Regions from separate parts of the Homo sapiens genome. Here region 2 is linked to region 1. A link is a loop called in an ENCODE intact Hi-C map of the cell type or tissue named here. Cell type or tissue: endothelial cell of umbilical vein. All regions are shown on one strand. Each heading gives the region's core, and the rest is flanking DNA. Links, peaks and the distances in the headings are about the cores only.

Region 1 (11,350 bases), core at 2,364-7,363:
GCCAAGATCGGGCCACTGCACTCCAGCCTGGGCGACAGAGCGAGACTCTGTCTCAAAAAAAAAAAAAAAAATTCTGCAAGTTAGCCCACCTTACTCAGATTAGATGCCAGTTTCCAGCAGTTGTTTACAAAGCCCTGCAGTATCAGAAACCCTTATTATCCCTCTTATTCCACCTTGTACTTCTCTTCCCAGCTTCTACTCTGCTCCAGCCATGCTGAATTATTGCTTTTCCTCAGATATTCTAGGCATGCTTTCAGCTCAGGCTTTAGACTATGGACCTTCTGCCTGGGAGGCTTCTCCCTGATATCTGCATGAATGGCCCCCTCATTTTTTTTCAGCTCTTTGCTCACAGATTGCCATGTTAATGAGGCCAACTCTAAACACCCTATCTTCTGCTGCTGCAACGTACCTATCCCTCTTTCTGGAACTCCCAATCCCCCTCCCTTGTTTGGCATTACCAACCCCAACCACCCCTATTCTCCTCCCTGGTTTGAACTCCTCAATGGCATGTTCTTCCCTTCTGTTTTCTCTATTTCTTTATTTCTGTTTTACTCTACCAGAAAATAAGGACCAAGGCAGAAATTTTTAAAATTTTTGGTTTACTGATAACACCTACAGTGGTGGCTGGATTATAACAGAAGCTCATTCGATCAGTATTTTTTTTAAATGAGTCAATTCTCATAACCTCCTTTCCTTATTTATTATTATTATTATTATTCCATTAGTATCACCCTGTTTTACAGGTGAGAAACTGAGGCACAGACAGATTTAACAATGTTCCAAGGTTGACTTGCTAGCAAACATCTAGGAAGTAGTAGCATTGCACTTGAGACCCTGGCAGTCTACCTCCAGAGTCCATGTGCACAACCACTTAACTAATCTGCTTCTCCATACATATCCTTGGTGCTGTTACTGCAAACTGATGAGTGTAGGTATTGTTAATAGATATCTTTATTTGACAAATGAGGAAACTGAGTCACATACTTTAGATTAACTTGTCAAATGCCACACCATTAAGAAGAAATTGAGCCAAATTTGACTAAGATATTTTGTTCCTAGGATTTCTGTTTCTAAATACTATGTATATTTATTTTCTAAGAATGCTATTGCACAAAATCATCTCTAGAAATCATTAATCTCCTCTTTATTGTTGTAAAAAAAAATCACACTGTTTTTCTTCAGGACTGATTTTTTTAAGTGCTGCAAGTATCATTTTACTGAGTGACTGGCCAACCACATCAGATTGTACTGCCCACCTGCAACCATTTAATTACACAGTGCTCGTAAAGCCAGAACTGCTGACCTGAATCCTGTGGTCTTTTCTCTCCATGTGGTAAGCTCTTAATCAATTGAGTGTTCAATTCAGTTTAATTCAATGTTTTTACTGGCTTGAACCATTTCCTAGCTGAGCTCACACAAATACCACCAAGGACTGCCATCTGACCAGGTCTATACGGATTGGAGTCTAGATTTTAATCAGTCTAGTTTCTATGTGTGTGGTCCTTACAGTAAAGTCATTTGGTATCTGATAGTGTAAAAATGTTGACTTTGATACAGAGATTGTTGCAATGAGTCATTGTATGGAGGCCAAGGTCTGTCTGACAATAGTGGCACTAAAGGACTTGTCAGGAAGCATAGAAGAACTGACTGTGCTTCTCAATGCTAGTTTGCAAAGGGAGGCTCTGATTAGTATCTCAATCTCCAAGCTGCTGTTTAAGGTATTTAATCATCAAAACATATACATATCCATGTATGCTTCCTGCAGATTCTCAGTTGGACCCAGAATCTACATTTGCCCTTGGATTGATGATGGATTTTGTATTATCATTTGCTTGCTTTGAACAGAGAGGCATCTGAATTCTCTCAGCCCTAAGAGGAGACCCTGTATCAATGGGTCTTCTAAATAGTTGCTTGGGGATTCTGTGGGCAGTGCGCAACTCAAGCGTGACAATCTTTGTATGAAACTCCAGGAGTATGCCACTTGCCCATCTCACCTTTTGTACTGGTCATCCGTTAACTATCTGTCTGCCTGCCTGTCGCTTTGGGAAATATTTTTCTCCAATTCTATGTAATTATCTTAGTTCTCTAAGTCATGTTGTCCTCCCTTGTTATTGACAAAGGGGTGTATGTAACACCCACTGCTGGTTGGAGTACCCTAAAATCTGGACGTTTGGCTGAAAAAAATAGTGGTGAGCATGCAACCTAAGTAAAATTTGAAGAAGAAGGGATAGGTGAGGAGTCAAAGGCATTTTACAATGTGAATCACTTGTCCTTTGCTGCAAAACACATTACTCACAAAACATTTACAGCCTAAAACACAAATTTCGTAGTTCCTATATGTCAGAGATTCCAAGAATGGCTCAGCAGGGTCATCTGGCTTAGAGTCTTTCAAAAGTTTGCAATGTTGTGTCAATAAAGGACCCAGTCAACTCAAAGTTCAACTGAAGGAATATATGCTTCCAAGGTCCCTCAGTAGTTATTGTTAGAATTTTGTTCTCAGGAGCTATTGAACTAAGGGACTCAACTTCCCGCTGACTGTTGTCCAAAGGCAATTTTCAGTTCCTTGTCATTTTCGACTGTCCATAGGGAAGCTGGCTTCCCCAGAGTGAGCAAGTAAGGGGTCAAGAGAGGTAGTTACAATGAAAGGGAGCATGACAGCAAGATGGAAGCCACAGTCTTTCACAATGAATCAAGGAAGTTATAGCCCATCACTTTTGGCATACTCTATACATTTAAAGCAATACATTCTTTACGTTTCTAGGTCCAGCCCATGCTCAAGGGGAAGGGATTATACAAAAGCATGTTGGGAAGGAAGTGGGCATCATCTGCAGCCATGTTAGAAGTCTGGCTACCACAACAATGCTTCTATATATGTGAACCCAAAGCTGACACTAACCCATTTGGGGCAAACAAATTAGAAAAAGTATTCTCCTCTTAACAATCAGATGCAGCCCAGATATGCCTATGTCAAGATAAAAAGCACCTGTCCTTGGAGAATGCATCCCCAAGTCAGAGCACATGGGTTGACTCACAGAGACTACCATCAGCAAGCAGTGCACACACTATAAAACTGAGAAGAGAAGCTCTGTGTTCACTATTGCCTCATTTCCTGCCAATGCACAATTCTATGTTAAATAATGATACTTTGAAAGTGAAGTCCAACCTGTCCTGTTTCAGAAGAGTAAAGGCTTTGATAGATCATAGTCAGTGTAATATCTCTCATTAAATAAGAGAATGTAAATGACATCTCTGAAATCAAGCCACTAGCTTTAAAGCACTATGCAAATATAAGGAATTATTATCATTAGCTAGTCTGGTGATTTCAACTAACTAATCCCACCTAATACCAGCATTTTATTTGGAGTACTCTGTAATTAACTTCAGATTCTCATCCCGCTTTTATTCAGCAAAGCTTTACTGAGTACCATTTTTTATCACATACTTTCAGGCAGATAGGAGTCATGATGCCGAATAAAACAAACAGTGCCAGATATGGGTGGCTTTTCATACAGATGGCATAACTAGACACCTACATGCACTCAAAGGGACTCAAATGCTACGTTTCTTTTACTCCAAACCATCTCACTATCATTACTCTCTGTGCCTGAAACTCCCAAAGGAGGAGAGCTAACTCTTAGTGCCTACAATATGCCATACACTAAACCATGTGGTTTAACTGTATTTGTTATAATCAGGTAACTTTCAGAGGCAACTATCCTCCATGCAGTATTTAGTGCTCAGGATACTTTCATCTTGTGACTTCGCCGTCTCCAAACAAGCCCTCCTTCAGGCTGCCAATAGGGAAGAGAGATTGAAGAATTTGGCAATGACTTTTTACTGCCTTAGGCTGGAAACGATCTGTGTCACTTCTGCTCATAGCCCTTTGTCTGAAATCATTAAAATGGCCTGGACAAACTCTAAAGGGGCTGAGAATTCTGGTCTTCTGTGCTCAAAAGAACATGGCAAACTAATAACGTCTACAACCACATCCACAATTTTCTTCCTACAAAAGATGATGCAGTCTTAGAAAGTACAGGTAACCTTTCCAAGGTGATTCAGCAGAGCGTGGTTTAGAACTGCAGTCTGCTTGGTTTCAAAACACAGGCTTTATTTCATTTTCCACCACAACAACCTACCACTTGGTGGAACCATTCCTCTAGGAATTGCTTACTAAGATATTCATTTTCAAGTGGCATGTACTAAAAAGTACGTTCTGAATGCCTTACCCCAATCTGATCCTAAGGCAATGAGCTCTCTCCCATATGTGAACAACTCTCACAGAGACTTTACCTGTCTTGAGTCTTTTTGCATCCTCTACCATCTGAAAATTCTGTATGTGGCTCTAAAACTCTATTTACAGAAAGCTGTTACTTAAGAAGCCACTTTTTCATCCTCCCTTTATCCAGTCTCTGCTTTCAGGAAAGACTACAACATCCATGCTGTGTCATTACAGTCAAGGAAAGTCAACATATTCTATTTTCCATCCATCCCCTATTCCTTCATCAGACACCACTAAGTGGTTACCTGAAGGAGGAAAGCAGTGTCTGAGAAGAAGGGAGAATGTTTGGGGCCAGTGTTTAATGTCTTCCCTGAAAACCCCATGACACCATAGATCTGACTTGATATTTTTCTTTCTACTGATTTTGTATGGCTGACTTAAGAAAGCAAACAACGATAACAACAAAAATACTAGTACAAAAGCATAGGAATACAATTAAGCAAAACTTGAAAACTGAGTTGGCAGAGTAGCAGCCTGCTAACTTTTCATCATTGCCAAAAGATGAATGGCAATGCCTGTTCTCACAAAATTTTTAGGAGAAGATAAACAATGTGAAAAAAGTACAGCTCAAGAAAGAAGCTGTCAAATACCTTTGCATGTCCAGAGGAAAAAGAGACCATGTCCTGCTAAGGTAATCAGTGAAGGCTTCATGGGGGAATTGGCATTTGATAATAATAACAACACTAATGATAAAATGGAAATAAAGCCAAAATAACATGAATAGACCTAATTATACCAGGAATTTTCCCAAACACTTTATATATTCATAACTCTTTTATATATTTGTTAACTCATTTAGTCGTTAGGATAATTCTAGCAGATATTTATTTACTCATTCAATACATATTTACTGAGTTCCTGCTCTGTGCAGGTAGTCTATGAGCTGAGGTTATGGCAAAGAGCAAGATAGAAAATGTCGTTACTCCCTTGCCACTGTCTACTGAGAGCTACCAGTATAATTTTTATTTTACACAAAACTGAGGTATGAAGGAGTTAAGTATACTACTAAAGGTCACACACACTTTCAGTGTCCAAGTCAGGATTGGATTGCAGCCAGTAAGGCACAGAGCATGTTTATCTACTACATTTTTCCAACAGTGACTAAGTGGGGTAATAGTGATAACAACGGCAGACAGACAGATTCCTAGGCAGATAGGGATGGATCCCTAGTGAAAGTTGACCTTCAGGCCAAGGATAGTCTAAAGCTTGAAAACAGAGCTACCAGTTACAGATAGAATCCACGAACTACAGTGAGAACTTTCATCCCTGTTTTGTCCGCTCTCGTTTGATTGGTTCTTTCTGAATGATGCCTTTTAACCAATCAAATGATGCCTTTTCCAAGCCTACCCATAAATTCTCCATTCTAAGCCCATAAAAATCCCAGACTCAGCCTCATAGATGGCTATCCACTTTTGGGTCCCTTCTCACTGTCAAGGGCTTTTCTTTGGCTCCATAAATTCTACTCTGTCTTACCCCCTCTCCAGTGTCCACATACCTTAGTACTCTTGGTCATAGGACAAGAACCCGGAACTCGCCAAACTGCTGGAGTGAAAGAGCTGTAACACTTCTGCTTGCTGAGCTGCGGGCAGCAGGAGTAAAGGAGCTGTAACGCTCCCTCCTGCTTACCAAAGTATGAGAGTGGAGAAGCCACAACAATAGGACAATAATAATGAAAATAACAATCATGTCAGATAACATTTAGTGAACATTTTTATGGCAAGTGCTATGTGACTTTACATGGGTATTTTATTTATTCTGCAATATAGTTCTGTGAATATAATAACTAGAATAGGTTTGTGACATGGTAAGGTCCTGCATTCTTAAATCAGGTCACCATATTTTAAATCTTAGTACTTCCTGGTACTTGGCTAGCTGTGTTGCCTGTTCCTCAATTGTGTCATCTGTAAACTAAGTAACACAACTAGCCAGTATCAAAGAAAACTGAGGTTTTTGCACTAGTGTTATGGACATGCATCTGCCTCCTATATTTTAAGTGTTCTGAAATTAGTGGCATATCTGAGCACTTGCTGTGCCCCAGTGCCTGACTTACTGGAAATGCTCAATAAAAAAATTCATAAATGAGTGCAGGATTGGTTGAATAAGAAATCTTGATCTCGTTAAATAATTTTCATGAATCAAAGCTCAGGGTATGAGCTCTACGAATTCAGGAACCTCACAGTATTCCAGAAACCATTCCAGAGACAACCATACATTGGAAGGATTATCCTTAATCAATATGGGAAACTTACCATAAGCCAAGGCAAGCACCCATGGCTGCATAGAAGCCTCTGTATACCCAAGGGTGACAGCTCTGTAGCAGAGGCCAAAAAGACGCAACTTTTTCTGTCTCCCTATTGACTTTGGGTTTGGGTCCAATTATAAAGAAATTGGATCAGAAAGTAATTTCAGGTTGGACAATCTTTCCTAGCACAAGAACGGTTGCCCTGAAGCAGACAGACACTGAATTGGTGCATAATAATCCAAGCCACATCCTGGTGTTCCAAACACATTATTGAATCCTCTGCAATTATAGGAATGCATGGATATGAGCTGAAGCTAGGCCATTTTCAAAGTTGGCATGAAAGAGGGAACTGATGTACTCAAGCTCCATCCGTTTTCTTTTCCACTAATGAATACTCCTTTTGTTCCAAAGTCTCCCAAGTGACTCCCCTGACAATATAGGTAATTAATGGGCCATTCTTCTTGATTCCAATACTGTTGAAAATGTGAGAGATCTGATAATTGAATCTGCATCTAAACATTCCCATCATCTAAGTGACTAAGAGTACATTAAATTAATAACCATTTTTCTTCTAGGAACTTCTTTATAGCTTATTGATAATGATCCTTTGACAAAACAGAAAATGCATTTAGTGAAACTTTGCCAAATCAGACTGGAGGAGGAATTTTCCTTGATTCCTCTTGAGCTGAGATATAAGATTGGACTTCAATAAAGTCAGGAAAGTATAGGGTCAATGATAAGGCTCTCATAAAGTCAGAAGTAATTAAGAAGCACAAGTTGACTTAGAAGATTGTTGTCTATTTTTTTTAATGATTTAATGCTAAGAATTATTTTTAACTTTTTTTTAAAGTTCTTTATTCTAGATATGAGTCCTTTGCAGAATATGTAAGTGGTTTTAAAATATTCTTGTCCACATATAACTTGTCATTTTGTCTTTTTTTTAAATTATACATTAAGTTCTGGGATACATGTGCAGAATGTGCAGGTTTGTTACATAGGTATACATGTGCCATGGTGGTTTGCTGCACCCATCACCCCATCATCTACATTAAGTATTTCTCCTAATGCTATCCTTCCCCTAGCCCCCAACCTACCAACAGGCCCTGGTGTGCAATGTTCCCCTCCCTGTGTCCATGTGTTCTCATTGTTCAACTCCCACTTATGAGTGAAAACACGAGGTGTTTGATTTTCTGTTCCTGTGTTAGTTTGCTGAGAATGATGGTTTCCAGCTTCATACATGTCCCTGCAAAGGACACGAACTCATCCTTTTTAATGGCTGCATAGTATTTCATGGTGTATATGTGCCACATTTTCTTTATCTAGTCTATCACTGATAGACATTTGGGTTGTGCATATGTCTTTATAGTAGAATGATTTATAATCCTTTGGACATATGCCCAGTTATGGGATTGCAGGGTCAAATGCTATTTCTTGTTCTAGATCCTTCAGGAATCACCACACTGTCTTCCACAACGGTTGAACTAATTTACACTCCTACCAACAGCGTAAAAGCATTCGTATTTCTCCACATTTTCTCTAGCATCTATTCTTTCCTGACTTTTTAATGATCACCATTCTAACGTGCTTGAGATGGTATCTCATTGTGGTTTTGATTTGCATTTCTCTAATCACCAGTGATGACAACCTTTTTTTCATATGTTTGTTGGCTACATAAATGTCTTCTTTTCAGAAGTATCTGTTCATATCTTTTGCCCACTTTTTGATGGGGTTGTTTGTTTTTATTCTTGTAAATTTGTTTAAGTTCCTTGTAGATTCTGGATATTAGCCCTTTGTCAGATGGATAGATTTCAAAATTTTTCTCCCATTCTGTAGTCTGCCTGTTCACTCTGATGATAGTTTCTTTTGCTGTGCAGAAGCTCTTTAGTTTAATTAGATCCCATTTGTCAATTTTGGCTTTTGTTGCCATTGTTTTTGGTGTTTTAGTCATGAAGTCTTTGCCCATGCCTGTGTCCTGAATGGTATTGCCTAGGTTTTCTTCTAGGGTTTTTATAGTTTTAGGTCTTAGTTCAAGTCTTTAATCAATCTTGAGTTAATTTTTTGTATAAGGTGTAAGGAAGGGGTCCAGTTTCAGTTTTCTGCCTATGGCTAGCCAGTTTTCCTAACACCATTTATTAAATAGGGCATCCTTTCCCCATTGCTTGTTTTTGTCAGGTTTGTCAAAGATCAGATGGTTGTAGATGTGTGGAGTTATTTCTGAGGTCTCTGTTCTGTTCCATCGCTCTATACATCTGTGTTTTGTTTTTTTGTTTTCGTTTTTTTTTGTTTTTTTACCAGTGCCATGCTATTTTGGTTTCTGTAGCCTTGTAGTATAGTTTGAAATCAGGTAGCATGATTCCTCCAGCTTTGTGCTTTTTGCTTAGGATTGTCTTGGCTATACGGGCTCTTTTTTGGTTCCATATGAAATTTAAAGTAGTTTTTTCTAATTCTGTGAAGAAAGTCAATGGTAGCTTGATGGGTATAGCATTGAATCTATAAATTACTTTAGACAGTATGGGCATTTTCAAGATATTGATCCTTGCTATCCATGAACATGGAATGTTTTTCCATTTGTTTGTGTCCTCTCCTGCTTACATGAGCAGTGCTTTGTAGTTCTACTTGAAGAGGTCCTTCACAACCATTCTAAGTTGCATTCCTAGGTATTCTCTTTTGAAATTGTGAATGGGAGTTCACTCATGATTTGTCTGTTATTGGTGTATAGGAATATTTGTGATTTTTGCACATTGATTTTGTATCCTGAGGCTTTGCTGAAGTTGCTTATCAGCATAAGGAGATTTTGGGCTGACATGATGGGGTTTTCTAAACGTACAATCATGTCATCTGCAAACAGAAATAATTTGACTTCCTATTTGAATACACTTTATTTCTTTCTCTTGCTTGTTTGCCCTGGCCTGAATTTCCAATACTATGTTGAACAGGAGTAGTGAGAGACAGCATCCTTGTCTTCTGCCAGTTTTCAAAGGGAATGGTTCCAACTTTTGCCCATTCAATATGATATTGGCTGTGGGTTTGTCATAAATAGCTCTTATTATTTTGAGATATGTTCCATCAATACCTAGCTTATTGAGAGTTTGTAGCATGAAGGGTGTTGAATTTTATAGAAGGCCTTTTCTGCATCTATTGAGATAATCATGTGGTTTTTGTCATTGGTTTTGTTTATGTGATGGATTGCGTTTATTGATTTGCATATGTTGAGCCAGACTTGCATCCCAGGGATGAAGCTGACTTGGTCACGGTGGATAAGTTTTTTGATGTGCTGCTGGATTTGGTTTGGCAGTATCTTATTGAGGATTTTCGCATCTATGTTCATCAGGGCTATTGGCCTGAAATTTTCTTTTTTTGTTGTGTCTCTCCCAGGTTTTGGTATCAGGAAGATGCTGGCCTCATAAAATGACTTAGGGAGGAGTCCCTCCTTTTCTATTGTTTGGAATAGTTTCAGAAGGAATAGTTTCAGAAGTTTCAGAAGGAATTATACCTCTGGTATAATTCGGCTGTGAATCTGTGTGGTCCTGGGCTTTTTTTGGTTGGTAGGCTATTAATTACTGCCTCAATTTCAGAAGTTGTTATTGGTCTATTCGGGGATTCGGCTTCTTCCTAGCTTACTCCTGGGAGGGTGTATTTGTCCGAGAATTTATCCATTTATTCTAGATTTTCTAGTTTATTTGCATAGAGGTGTTTTTAGTATTCTCTGATGGTAGTCTGTATTTCTGTGGGATCAGTGGTGATATCCCCTTTATCATTTTTTATTGTGTGTATTTGATTCTTCTCTTTTCTTCTTTATTAGTCTCACTTGCAGTGTATCTATTTTGTTATTCTTTAAAAAAACAAAAGCTAGCTCCTGTATTCACTGATTTTTTCGAAGGGCTTTCCGTGTCTCTATCTCCTTCAGTTCTGCTCTGATCTTAGTTTTTTCTTGTCTTCTGCCAGCTTTTGAATTTATTTGCCCTTGCTTCTCTAGTTCTTTTCATTGTGATGTTAGGGTGTTGAATTTAGATCTTTCTCACTTTCTCCTGTGGGCACTTAGTGCTACAAATTTCCCTCTTAAACACTGCTTTAGCTGTGTCCCAGAGATTCTGGTACATTGTCTCTTTGTTCTCATTGGTTTCAAAGAACTTCTTTATTTCTGTCTTAATTTCATTATTTACCCAGTAGTCATTCAGGAGCAGGTTGTTCAGTTTCCATGTTGTTGTGCAGTTTTGAGTGAGTTTCTTAATCCTGAGTTCTAATGCAATAGCACTGTGGCCTGGGAGACTGTTTATTATGATTTCCATTCTTTTGCATTTGCTGAGGAGTGTTTTACTTCCAATAAGGTGGTCAATTTTAGAATAATTGTGATGTGTTGCTGAGAAGAATGTATATTCTGTTGATTTAGGGTGGAGAGTTCTGTAGATGTCTATTAGGTCTACTTGGTCCAGAGCTCAGTTCAAGTCCTGAATATCTGTTAATTTTCTGTCTCGTTGACCTGTCAAATACTGACACTGACAGTGGGGTGTTAAGTCTCCCACTATTATTGTATGGGATTCTAAGTCTCTTTGTAGGTCTCTAAGGACTTGCTGTATGAATCTGGGTGCTCCTGTATTGGTTGCATATATATTTAGGATAGTTAGCTCTTCTTGTTGCGTTGATCCCTTTACCATTATGTAATGGCCTTCTTTGTCTTTTTTGATCTTTGTTCGTTTAAAGTCTGTTTCCTCAGAAACTAGGATTGCAACCCCTGCTTCTTTTTGCTTTCCATTTGCTTGGCAAATATTCTTCTATCCCTTTATTTTGAGCCTATGTGTGTCTTTGCATGTGAGATGGGTCTCCTACAT
Region 2 (10,926 bases), core at 2,951-7,950, 750 kb after region 1:
ACTGATAACTAATTATTTCAATGTCACTAGCATTCTCCCAATTACAGATGGTCCCCAATTACAGGTGGCCCAACTTACAATTTTTCAACTTTAGGATGAGTTTATCTGAGAATTAAACTCATTTGACTTATGACATAGCCCCACTTTAAGTCAAGAAGCATCTATCAAGTTCTGAATCCCTTACCCAAAAATCCAATTAGTCATAAAGATCTAATCTTCAGCCGGGCACAGTGGCTCACACCTGTAATCCCAACACTTTGGGAGGCCGAGGCAGGTGCACCACAAGGTCAGGAGTTCGAGACCAGCCTGGCCAAGATGGTGAAAACCTGTCTCTACTAAAAGTACAAAAAAATTAGCCAGGCATGGTGGCTACTGTAATCCCAGCTACTCAGGAGGCTGAGGCAGAAGAATTGCTTGAATCCAGGAGGCAGGGGTTGCAGTGAGCCGAGATCGCACCACTGCACTCTAGCCTGGGTGACAGAGAAAAACTCCATCTCAAAAAAAAAAAAAAAAAAAAAGATTTAATCTTCATCATGCCTAATTATCATTCTTTTATTTTTAAAAATTGTAACAATAGTTACACAAGTAATCCATGAATACAATTATCTTTTTTGAAAAAAATCAGAAAAATAGAAACAATTTCACAAATTTTTATTATTCTTTCTTAGAAACCCTACTAATCTCTGTATACACCACCACCATCAGCTACCTTTTATTTTAACTTTTTATTCTTACTACAGACATCACCACCCAAACTAAAGCCCTTTATAATCCTCACCAAGAAGGCTGTATATTCAGTAGCCTCTGCTTTTTGTGTGGAATAAAAAAAGCTACTTAAAAGCAGAACTAAGAATTGAAGCTTAGACAGCGAAGTGCCTTTAAGATGGAAGTAACATGAAAAACAATCCTGATCAAAAATGTCATTTAAAAAATGTCAAAAATGTCGCCGGGCACAGTGGCTCACACCTGTAATCCCAACCACTTCGGGGGGTTGAGGCGGGAGGATCACTTGACATCAGGAGTTCAAGAAGAGCCTAACCAACATGGTAAAACCCCATCTCTACTAAAAATATAAAAACCAGCCAAATGTGGTGGCAGGCACCTATAATCCCAGCTACTCAGGAGGCTGAGGCAGGAGAATTGCTTGAACCTGGGAGGCAGAGGCTGCAGTAAGCCAAGATCACGCTACTGCACTCCAGCCTGGGCAACAAAGCAAGACTACGTCTCTTAAAAAAAAAAAAAAAAAAAAAAGGCGGGGGTGACAAAAACCAAGTTACAGAAATTGTGGTATAATGTATAATGAGTATACTCTCATGTATTACAAAGTGATGACCAAGAGTAAATAAAAGCTCATAAATTTCTGGCCACAAGATTAGGACTTTTAAGACATCAGCCACCCTTTGGGTTCTAGTAGGAAACTAAGGAAAACTACACTACCGATAACTATCAAAATCAACCAATCAGTAGAGTTACTCTTTTCTGACAGGCTAAAAGAAAACCTTCATTTATACTCATCTTTGTATCTCTCCCCACTTCTCCAGCCCAGCTTTAGCAAAATGCACAGCATCTTGACTGAGTTTTTTTTTTTAAGTAAATTCAAACAGTTGTTTAATTAATAGATTAAAAATCCTCAACTGCATAAATACAACTTAAAACTGACCCACCAATTTTAGTTACCATGAAATCCTAACCATTTATAAAGACATTTATTATAATGAAGAGACCACTCAAGAAAGTATTTTAAAGTCTAAGAATTTATATTTAAGATGGCTTTCAACAAATTTTATTGTTGTCCCTTTTACTTACTCTAATTTGATAATCCTCATTTCCTCGTTTGCTCTTTAAGTGAGCACCTTGGTTAACCAAAATTGTTTCACATCAGAGTTCTTAGTCATTGAATCTACTGCCTAAAATATACAGTATGCCTGAAAACATATTCCTGAGATTATCAGGAAACAATTTTTCAATTTAATTTTGTTTCTGTACTCAAGTATACTAATCCCATCTAGTCATGTTCCTCCAAAAAGACACTCATTCTATTTTTTAGGTATTCTTTCAACAATCACTAAAATAAATTTCTGAAAGTTTTCTTTTTTTTGTTTTTTTTGAGACGGAGTCTTGCTCTGTTGCCCAGGCTGGAGTGCAGTGGCGCGATCTCGGCTCATTGCAAGCTCCACCTCCCAGGTTCACGCTATTCTCCTACCTCAGCCTCCCGAGTAGCTAGGACTACAGGCGCCTGCCACCACGCCCAGCTAATTTTTTTGTATTTTTAGTAGAGACGGGGTTTCACTATGTTGGCTAGGATGGTCTCGATCTCCTGACCTCGTGATCCACCGGCCTCAGCCTCCTAAAGTGCTGGGATTACAGGCATGAGCCACCGCACCCAGCCGAAAATTTTCCTCTTTAAAGGTGAAGAAAATAAGTCGAAGAGGTTAAAGTTACTTATTTCAAAACTAAGAGAGTGACAAAGGAAATGTTAATCCCTGACCTTTCAGAAGGGAGGAATCAAGCTTTTTACAAGTCACCTTCTGATGCTGTCCTTGAGGAAAACTCCTCCCCCTTTATGCCATTTAAATATTTAACATTTCCTCATATTTTCTTATATTTTCACTACCTTCTATAAACATCTTTTATATTTATATATATTATTAAACTTTGCCACAAACTCATTCCTTTTGGAAACATTTCAACATGGCCCAAACAGCATTATAATGAATTCCCTACTTAAATGTCAAAGTCTGAAATAATTAACATTAAAATGCTCATTAGATTCACACAGGTTCTTCATGATGTTAACATGGGCTTGAGCTATAGTTTCCCTACTGGCTCACATTTGAGATACTTATCCTAGATTTAGGATTTTTGAGGGGAAATTTAGAGGCATGCACAGCTTTGCTGCCTAACTTTTATGTGAGATCATTTTAAACAAAAGCAGAGAACTGTACTTCATACAGATAATTCAGGTCCATAATTCATATTATATGGAAGCTTTTTTAAAAAAATACATCAGGCTGGGCGCTGTGGCTCACGCCTGTAATCCCAGCACTTTGGGAGGCCAAGGCAGGCAGATCACGAGGTCAAGAGATTGAGACCATCCTGGCCAACATGGTGAAACCCCATCTCTACTAAAAATACAAAAATTAGCTGGGCATGGAGGCGCGTGCCTGTAGTCCCAGCTACTCAGGAGGCTGAGGCAAGAGAATCGCTTGAACCCGGGAGGCGGAGGATGCAGTGAGCCGAGATTGCACTATTGCACTCCAGCCTGGCGACAGAGCAAGACTCCGTCTCAAAAAAAAAAAAATAAACCATAAAGTTGAAGTTAAAAACCTACATACCAATATCTATCAAAATATACATATATTATCCTTTGGTGTAGCAACTTATTTCTTGGAATTAACCCCCAAAAATCCCAAAGGTACCCAAAAATGTAAAGGAAATTTAACATACTTTTGCTTTTATCAGTGAAAAATGGAAACATCCTAAATGTCCATCAACAGAGGAATAAATTAAATGTTACCACCATACTACGGAATGATATGCTGTTAAGACTGTAACAGTATCTATTACATTATATATGCACCAATATATAATGATCTCAGTTATCAGTTGAAAAAAAAAGTATATACACAGTGTTATATTTTTAAAGAAACCTGTACTCAAAAAATGTATATAAATGCAGAGAAAGAGGTTTGAATATACACCCTATATTGTTTAGTTGCTAATTCTAAGGGTTGCTAGAATATACACTTAGTTGCTAATCAATGGGATTGAGGAAGTAGGAAATAAAAGAGGGAATTCCACATTTTTATTCCTTATACCTCTGTATTTGAATTTTGACAAGAATGCATTCATGTTTTTCTTGTATAATTTTAAAGTGAAATAAAGTAATCCAAATAATTTCTTAAGAGGTATAATTATGGTAATCCAAATTGTTTTTTAAAAAGGCATATTTTGAAAAAACTTTAAAACATGAAGCTAGATAGTAAGTTTTTAATAAATAAAACTGGCCACAAAGATCCACGCTGTGAATTGGAAAACAATGTTCCGTGCATCAAATCCAGCCTATTACCTGTTATATAGCTTGCAAGCTAAGACTATTTTAAATTTTTAACTGATCATTTTTTAAAATTTCTTATTTTGTTAACACATGAATATTAAAGTTCAACTATTTAGTGGCCATAAAAGTCAATAAAAGTTTTATTGAAAAACAGTTACTTACATTGTCTTTGGCTGCTTTTACAATACCATGGCAGAGTTGAGTCATTGTGACAGACGGTATGGCCCACAGGACCCTAAGATATTTATTATCTGACACTTAACAGAAAATGTGCCAACCAATTTCAGAAATAATATATCATCATCATCAACTTTATGCAGAAATGGTCATAATCATATCTTAACAGTTTTGAAGAAATGATCCTAAACATAGTGACTTGCTCTTTCAGTATACAGACCAGCACAAGATATTCAAAAAGACTCGATGTATATAACTATCCCTACATGTACAAAAAAAGGATTTTTAACATATTCACAATCAAACATGACTTTGAGGAAGGGGACTGGGAGATTGACACATGCAGCAACACAATCACTCTCCAAACTAAAAGAAAAAAAATTTACCTCAATAAATAGTCTGCATATACTACAGGCTCTGGCAAAATCTGCTCTAAAAATTCTTCACCTTCATCTCCTTTTGATTTCAAATATTCACAAAGGGCACACCAATACAAAGCAATTTCAGGAGTTAATGTTTCCACTGGAATCAATTTCCTTCATTTAAAAGAAAGAGTGTGAGAGAAAGCATGATCTTTTTATCATTAAGAATTGAAGAGTACAAAAATGAGAATAATAAGATTTGCTTTAAAACCACTACACTATCCTTTTAATTAGAGTCATTAATGTATCCACACAAAAAGGAATGAAGAAACTTAGAACAAAAAAGAACCAAATAAGCAAACATATACTAGGGGTGCATGTTGCTGGATTTTCTCATGGTAGGCTAATTCAAAAATCAAAGTAAGAAACTGAAGGGGGGAAAAGCATAGCTAAAGTAGATAGTCTATGATAAAGTTATGAGTTCTTACACCAGGAGGGGAAAAAGGAAGGATAAAAGGATATTCATCAGACTAAAAGAAAACAAAAGAGAGTTAAGATTAAAGGTATTAATATAATCTTAAGCTATGGGGAGGAAAAAAAACAAATTAATTGCACAAGTTAATCAGTACTACATTTCAAAGAATGAATCCTTTATGTACCTGCCATCATTGTTTTTACAGAGTCCCACCAGTTCACTGAGAGGAGTTATTGAAAACAAGGCATTGAGAACAGAGACTGCCACTTCAGAAGAATTTTCTACATCCAACCGATGGAGCAACTCTAAGATATTTCCTTCAGAGAACCGTAACCAGCCTTGAAGAAGATGCTTCTGCATAGCTTGTTTCACAGCATCTATTGAGTCATTTGAAACATAGGTGAACAAAGGCTCCCTCTAGCTTCCATCTCTTGTATTTTGTCTGTTTTAATTAACAAAGTCAGTATTTACAATAGAAATAGTAGAGGTTAAGAGGCACAACTAAGCATGTATATATATATTTTTTGAGACAGAGTCTCGCTCTGTCACCAGGCTGGAGTGCAGTGGCACGATCTTGGTTCACTGCAACCTCCACCTACCAGATTCAAGCGATTCTCCTGCCTCAGCCTCCCGAGTAGCTGGGACTACAGGCATGCGCCACCACGCCCAGCTAATTTTTGTTTCACCATGTTGGCCAGGATGGTCTCAATCTCTTGACCTCGTGATCCGCCTGCCTCGGCCTCCAAAAGTGCTGAGATTACAGGTGTGAGCCATAGCGCCCAGCCAACTAAGCATATTAAAGGTAAAAAAAAAGAAGTACCATGATACTGCAAAAGTCACTGTAATGGTCACTTACAAATAAAAATGGAAAAGGTTCAGCACCAAATACCACAGCCTACAAAAATATCTTTACATTCCTTCTCCCCTGGGTTCAATGGGCTTCAGGTGTTAGCCCAGAATATGTAATAGCTATTATCTCACTTGTTATCTGATTTTATCTATTACACGATTGCTATTTGCAGTAGTGAACTATACAAGCACACGTCACTGAACAAACCTTAGTCTTAGCTTTTAAGGTCATCCTACTAATTAGTCCTCTGACAATGTTTTCAAACGCAAGTCGGTTTTCTCACTACAGCGCAATAGAGCCATCTTGGCCTTCTCATGAGAGTTAAAAACTTCAAAAAATATCATTCCTATAAGCAGATTCTCTCAGGCTCCCCAACCCCTGGGCCACGGACTAGTACCAGTCTGTGGCCTGTTAGGAACCGGGCCGCACAGGAGGAGGTAAGCCGTGGTCTAACGAGCATTACCACCTGAGCTCTTCCTACTGTCAGATCAGCAGATGCATTAGATTCTCTCAGGCGCAGGAACTCTATTGTGAACTGCGCACATGAGGTATCCAGGTTGCACGCTCCTTATGAGAATCTAAGTAATGCCTGATGATCTGAGGTGGAACAGTTTCATCTGGAAACCATCCAGCCCGCCCTCTGTGGAAAAACTGTCTTCCATGAAATCGATCCTTGGTGTCAAAAATGTTGGGGAACTCTACTCTAACAGAAAAAAAAAAAAATAAGAAAATTATACTGGTCTGACCATTCCTATTTGTTGTTTCTGATACACAGAACACATTCATACCAAAGTATACACATAAGGAACAGCATTTTTTTTTTAAGTCAGAGAGAGAGGGCAAATAGATCTTTTCCTACTTCTGACATGAATTAGCTCTACAGACTTAAGTATTGTTTCTCCATCTGTAAAATACAGAAAGGGTGAAAGAAATAAGCTCTGCTCCTTCAAAATACCAAGATCTTGGCCAGACGCGGTGGCTCACACCTGTAATCCCAACACTTTGGGAGGCTGAAGTAGGTGCATCACTTGAGGTCAGGAGTTCGAGACCAGTCTGGCCAACATGGTGAAACCCCGTCTCTATAAAAATATAAAAATTAACCAGACATGGTGATGTTCACCTGTAATCCCAGCTGCTCAGGAGGCTGAGGCAGGAGAATCGCTTGAAACTAGAAGGCAGAGGTTGCAGTGAGCCAAGATTGCACCACAGCACTCCAGTCTGGGTGATAGAGTGAGACTCTGTCTCAAAAATATATATATATCAAAATCTTTAGCCCTGTGTTTTCTATATAATACATCAAGATAAATTTCACCAGGTTCATGGGACTGGCAGGCTTACTTGACCTGATTTGACACTCGTTTCTTAAACCTTGTTAAGTCTGACCTCAAAATCTACTAAAGTTTTGTATATATAAAGTTGTTTATCTTACCTGATCTGTCATTAAGACCTTGTTGAAGGAGCATTACTCTCTGAGCAATGGACATAGCTCTCATATGAACCTTTTCAGCTAAAACCTTAAAAATAATTTATAAAGATGGTCATTAACCTCAACACAATTTATAGATTTCATAAGAATATCACCATCTTAGAAAATTACCCAGAATCTCCAAAAGAAATTAATACCTGGTAACATACTTAATACAGTAAGATTCTACCTAAATTACCTGTGTTCTCCATAAAACCTCAACTGAAGAAATTATTACATGCCAAGTATTTTTCAAAGGCACTTTAAGAAAATGGCTCCTTGTCCTTTAAGAATATGCCAACACAAGACATTGAACTTATTTACCTGATAAGCCAGCTTTCTGACAGCCTCTTTCACATCCTTGGTGCGCCCTACAATTTTTGGCAAAGTCTTTGCTGATGGTGCAATACATGATAACACTGCCCGTCTAACTTCTGGATTTGAATCATTTTCAATCAAAGTAGCATATGCTAAAAATAAAGCAATACATTTTAGTACTGATGAAATTATTTATTTAACTACAGTCATAAAATAACACACATTTTGATATTTTAAAATGCCTTTAATGTGATAAAGATAGGCTGGGCATGATGGCTACTGCCTATAACCAGCACTTTGGGAGGCCAAGGTAGGTGGAGAGCTTGAAGCCAAGAGTTCAAGACCAGCCTGAGCAATATAGAAAGACCCCTGTCTCTACAAAATAATTTTAAAATAAAAAATTAGCTAGGCATGGTAGTGGCGCTTCCAGTTACTTAGGAGGCTGAGGTGGAAGGATCACTTAAGCCCAGGAGTTTGAGGCCACACCTCTGCAATCCAGCCCGAGTGAGAACCCATCTGTAATAGAAAGTAATGTCATTTTTTTAGTCTCACATATTTTAGTTGAAGTTTTTTTCCCACCAACTTCCTTCTTTTTCTTTTTTTTGGAGACAAGGTCTCACTATGTTGCCCAGGTTGGAGCCAAAGTGCTGAGATTACAGGCCTGAGTCACTGCTGCGCAGGCCACCAACTTCCCTTCTAAAGACACAAGGGGGAATTAGTCAACGGACTGGCTCTTAGGCCAAAAGTGAAAACAAATAGCCCTAAAAGTCACAGAAAATTCATCATTAAGATTATGTCTGTGCTACTCCTCAATATTTAAGAGAAAGCTTACTATAGCAGACAGTTTATTTTAAACTGATATGGCTTTATAAGGGCCCATTATTTTGGTTTTTAATGAGACCTAAAAGGAAATATTTTTTGGTTTTATTCATTGAAACAAACCCATTTCTTATATTTAAATATATTTATCTGTACTTCTCACATCTTTCCTACCTCAATTATTAAGTACAGGTTGACTATCAAATACCTATGTTTTACACAATATTATTATGGGTATCTTTTAACACCAAAAAAAATACCAACTACTATAGTGATAAATATACCAGTGATTATAAAACTGGTAATAGGGACAAAAAGGACAGAAGAGTGCCTAAAACATACCTAGGCATATATGGAAAAATGAAATACAACTACCTTTATGACCCCATAGGTAAGAAAAAGTTCCTTAAAAAAGAGATTAAAAAATACGAATCATAATGGCAGAGATTTATATTTTTGACATAAGAATTTCTGTTCAAAAAAAAGATACCCCAAAGGGAGTGAAACAATGATACCCCAATGAGCCACCTAAAACAGGAAGAGATCTACAATTCATATAACCCAAGGATTTCTTTTCAAAATATATAAAGAATGCAAATGAATTTTTTAAAATAGTATTTTAAATTAAAAACCCAATGAAAAAATGGGCAAAACACAGTAACAGGTATTATATAGAAATATAATTGGCTGCTAAATATATACATACAGCATGATTTACACAAAATGACAGGAAAACATTAAGATAGACATATGTGATTTATGCAAAAAAATTTTTTTTAATTTAAGCAAGAGACTAATTAACCCCAAACTGAGGATTTAATAGTTACTTCTGAGGGACAGGGATGCAACTGGGATAGGATGCAAGTACTGACTTTTTTTTTTAAGCTGGGTGGTTGCTACTTAGGTTTTTTTTGTTTAATCGGAATCATATATTAATTACCTATACTCTTCAAATGTATAGACCATAATAAAAAATTTCAAATACTGAGAATTTAACAAAATCAACAAATCTGAAAAAAGATTTAGGAAACTACACACACCATTAACCACTGGGCATTCATCATCCTTGGGATCCTGAAGTCGTGAAAGCGCCAGAACTGCCTGTATTCTCACATTTGGAATCTTATCTTTCAATCTAATAAGCATGGCTTTATTAATTTTATCAAACACATCATCATCAATCTGAGCATTTTCTGGCATACTTCCCAAAAGCTTGTTTATGAGCAGGCACACTCTAAATCTCACTGCATTGCTGTTTGCTTCATGAGACTAAAACAGAAACAAATCAAAATTTATTCATAGTCACATACCACTCCCAAATAATCAATATTATCTGAACTCTATACATTCGGAATGCAAGAAGTTACAACAACAATTCATTTCCTGAAGAGAACCTATAATGCTACCTTGGTCCATATGTATAGCAAATATATATATTTTATACAGTCTCAAAATGAACAGTCTGAAAGAAGTCTTTGCTAAGTTACATAGTCCTCTTTGTAGAGGCTTCTAAAATACAGAACTCATTTAAAATAAACAAAGGAGAACTGGTTTAAAGAGGTCATTAAAAATTTAATGCTGGAGTTAAAGTCCACTTTTTAATCATAATGATAATTCTAATATTTCCTATGAAAGGTAGACTCATTCAGGTTTTTTCAATCACTAGATATTTCATTGTCAAAAACATACAAACTCCCACGACTCTTTTAAAGTGGCAAAATTTTCTAAAATCCCTCCCCAAAGCTATCATTTTCATAGTACCTTTAAGAGAAAAGTAAACAAATAATTTAAAAGGCCACCATCTTCCTCTTCCTCATCATCTTCCATATCTGATTGGTGAAATGAGGTAACAAACTTTGCTGCAAATTCTATTACCCTCTCCACAGCTGGTTCACGTTTATAGACCACCATAACATATTTAAGGTAATGAATGAACTCCTCATGAAAAACTGTCTTATCATCCATCTGAAAGACAAAAGAAACCCTTCATAAACTGCACCGATAAAAATCCTTTATTCCCAACATCACCCTAAGACTGATGAAAGCACTAGCCATAATAATGCAGACAAATTAAAATATTTATTTAGTAAACTCTTAATTATCCAAACCAGCCAAAGGGCAATCAATTTGCATGAATTTCTCTCCAGGCTATAATGGGAGTACACAAGCTTGACTTTTGACAGTGAAAAGATTCCTTTGATATATTTTTTTCAATATCTTTGATTCTCAATAAGCCTTTAGTACCAGTACGTTACAAATACGCTTCTTCAACAACCCAAAATCAATACTGGCTTTTATATTTCTCATATTCAGGCCTTCCTATCACCAGCAGTTTCTTTATGAGATAACTTGCACATCCTATCTCATATCCTCAAAGCCCTGTGATGTTTACTCACAATTTTT

The links. A loop is a pair of places that touch in the nucleus more often than their neighbours do. Peaks named below come from ENCODE experiments on the same cell type or tissue, not always from the same donor. Only the 100,000 strongest peaks of a DNase experiment are listed, where the experiment ranks them.
Region 2: it touches region 1 in a loop (12-fold over the local background); 6 of 110 quality-filtered maps call a loop at or near these places.

The regions. Positions count from the first base shown.
Region 1 is chr4:18,561,627-18,572,976 of GRCh38, reverse strand. The region is part of intron 1 of LOC105374510 (a long non-coding RNA gene); the gene reads right to left. Among named protein-coding and RNA genes, the nearest start is that of LCORL, 550 kb to the right of the region's middle. In endothelial cell of umbilical vein, for the core only: no CTCF peak of the experiment used is centred there; DNase peaks (open chromatin) are centred at 4,236 and 5,346; H3K27ac peaks cover 595 bases.
Region 2 is chr4:17,811,783-17,822,708 of GRCh38, reverse strand. NCAPG (non-SMC condensin I complex subunit G) reads right to left here. Exons shown (of 21, transcript NM_022346.5): 2 at 10,285-10,488; 3 at 9,564-9,792; 4 at 7,711-7,856; 5 at 7,351-7,435; 6 at 5,256-5,448; 7 at 4,621-4,770. Among named protein-coding and RNA genes, the nearest start is that of NCAPG, 6.3 kb to the right of the region's middle. In endothelial cell of umbilical vein, for the core only: a CTCF peak has its summit at 5,518; a DNase peak (open chromatin) is centred at 5,468; H3K27ac peaks cover 184 bases.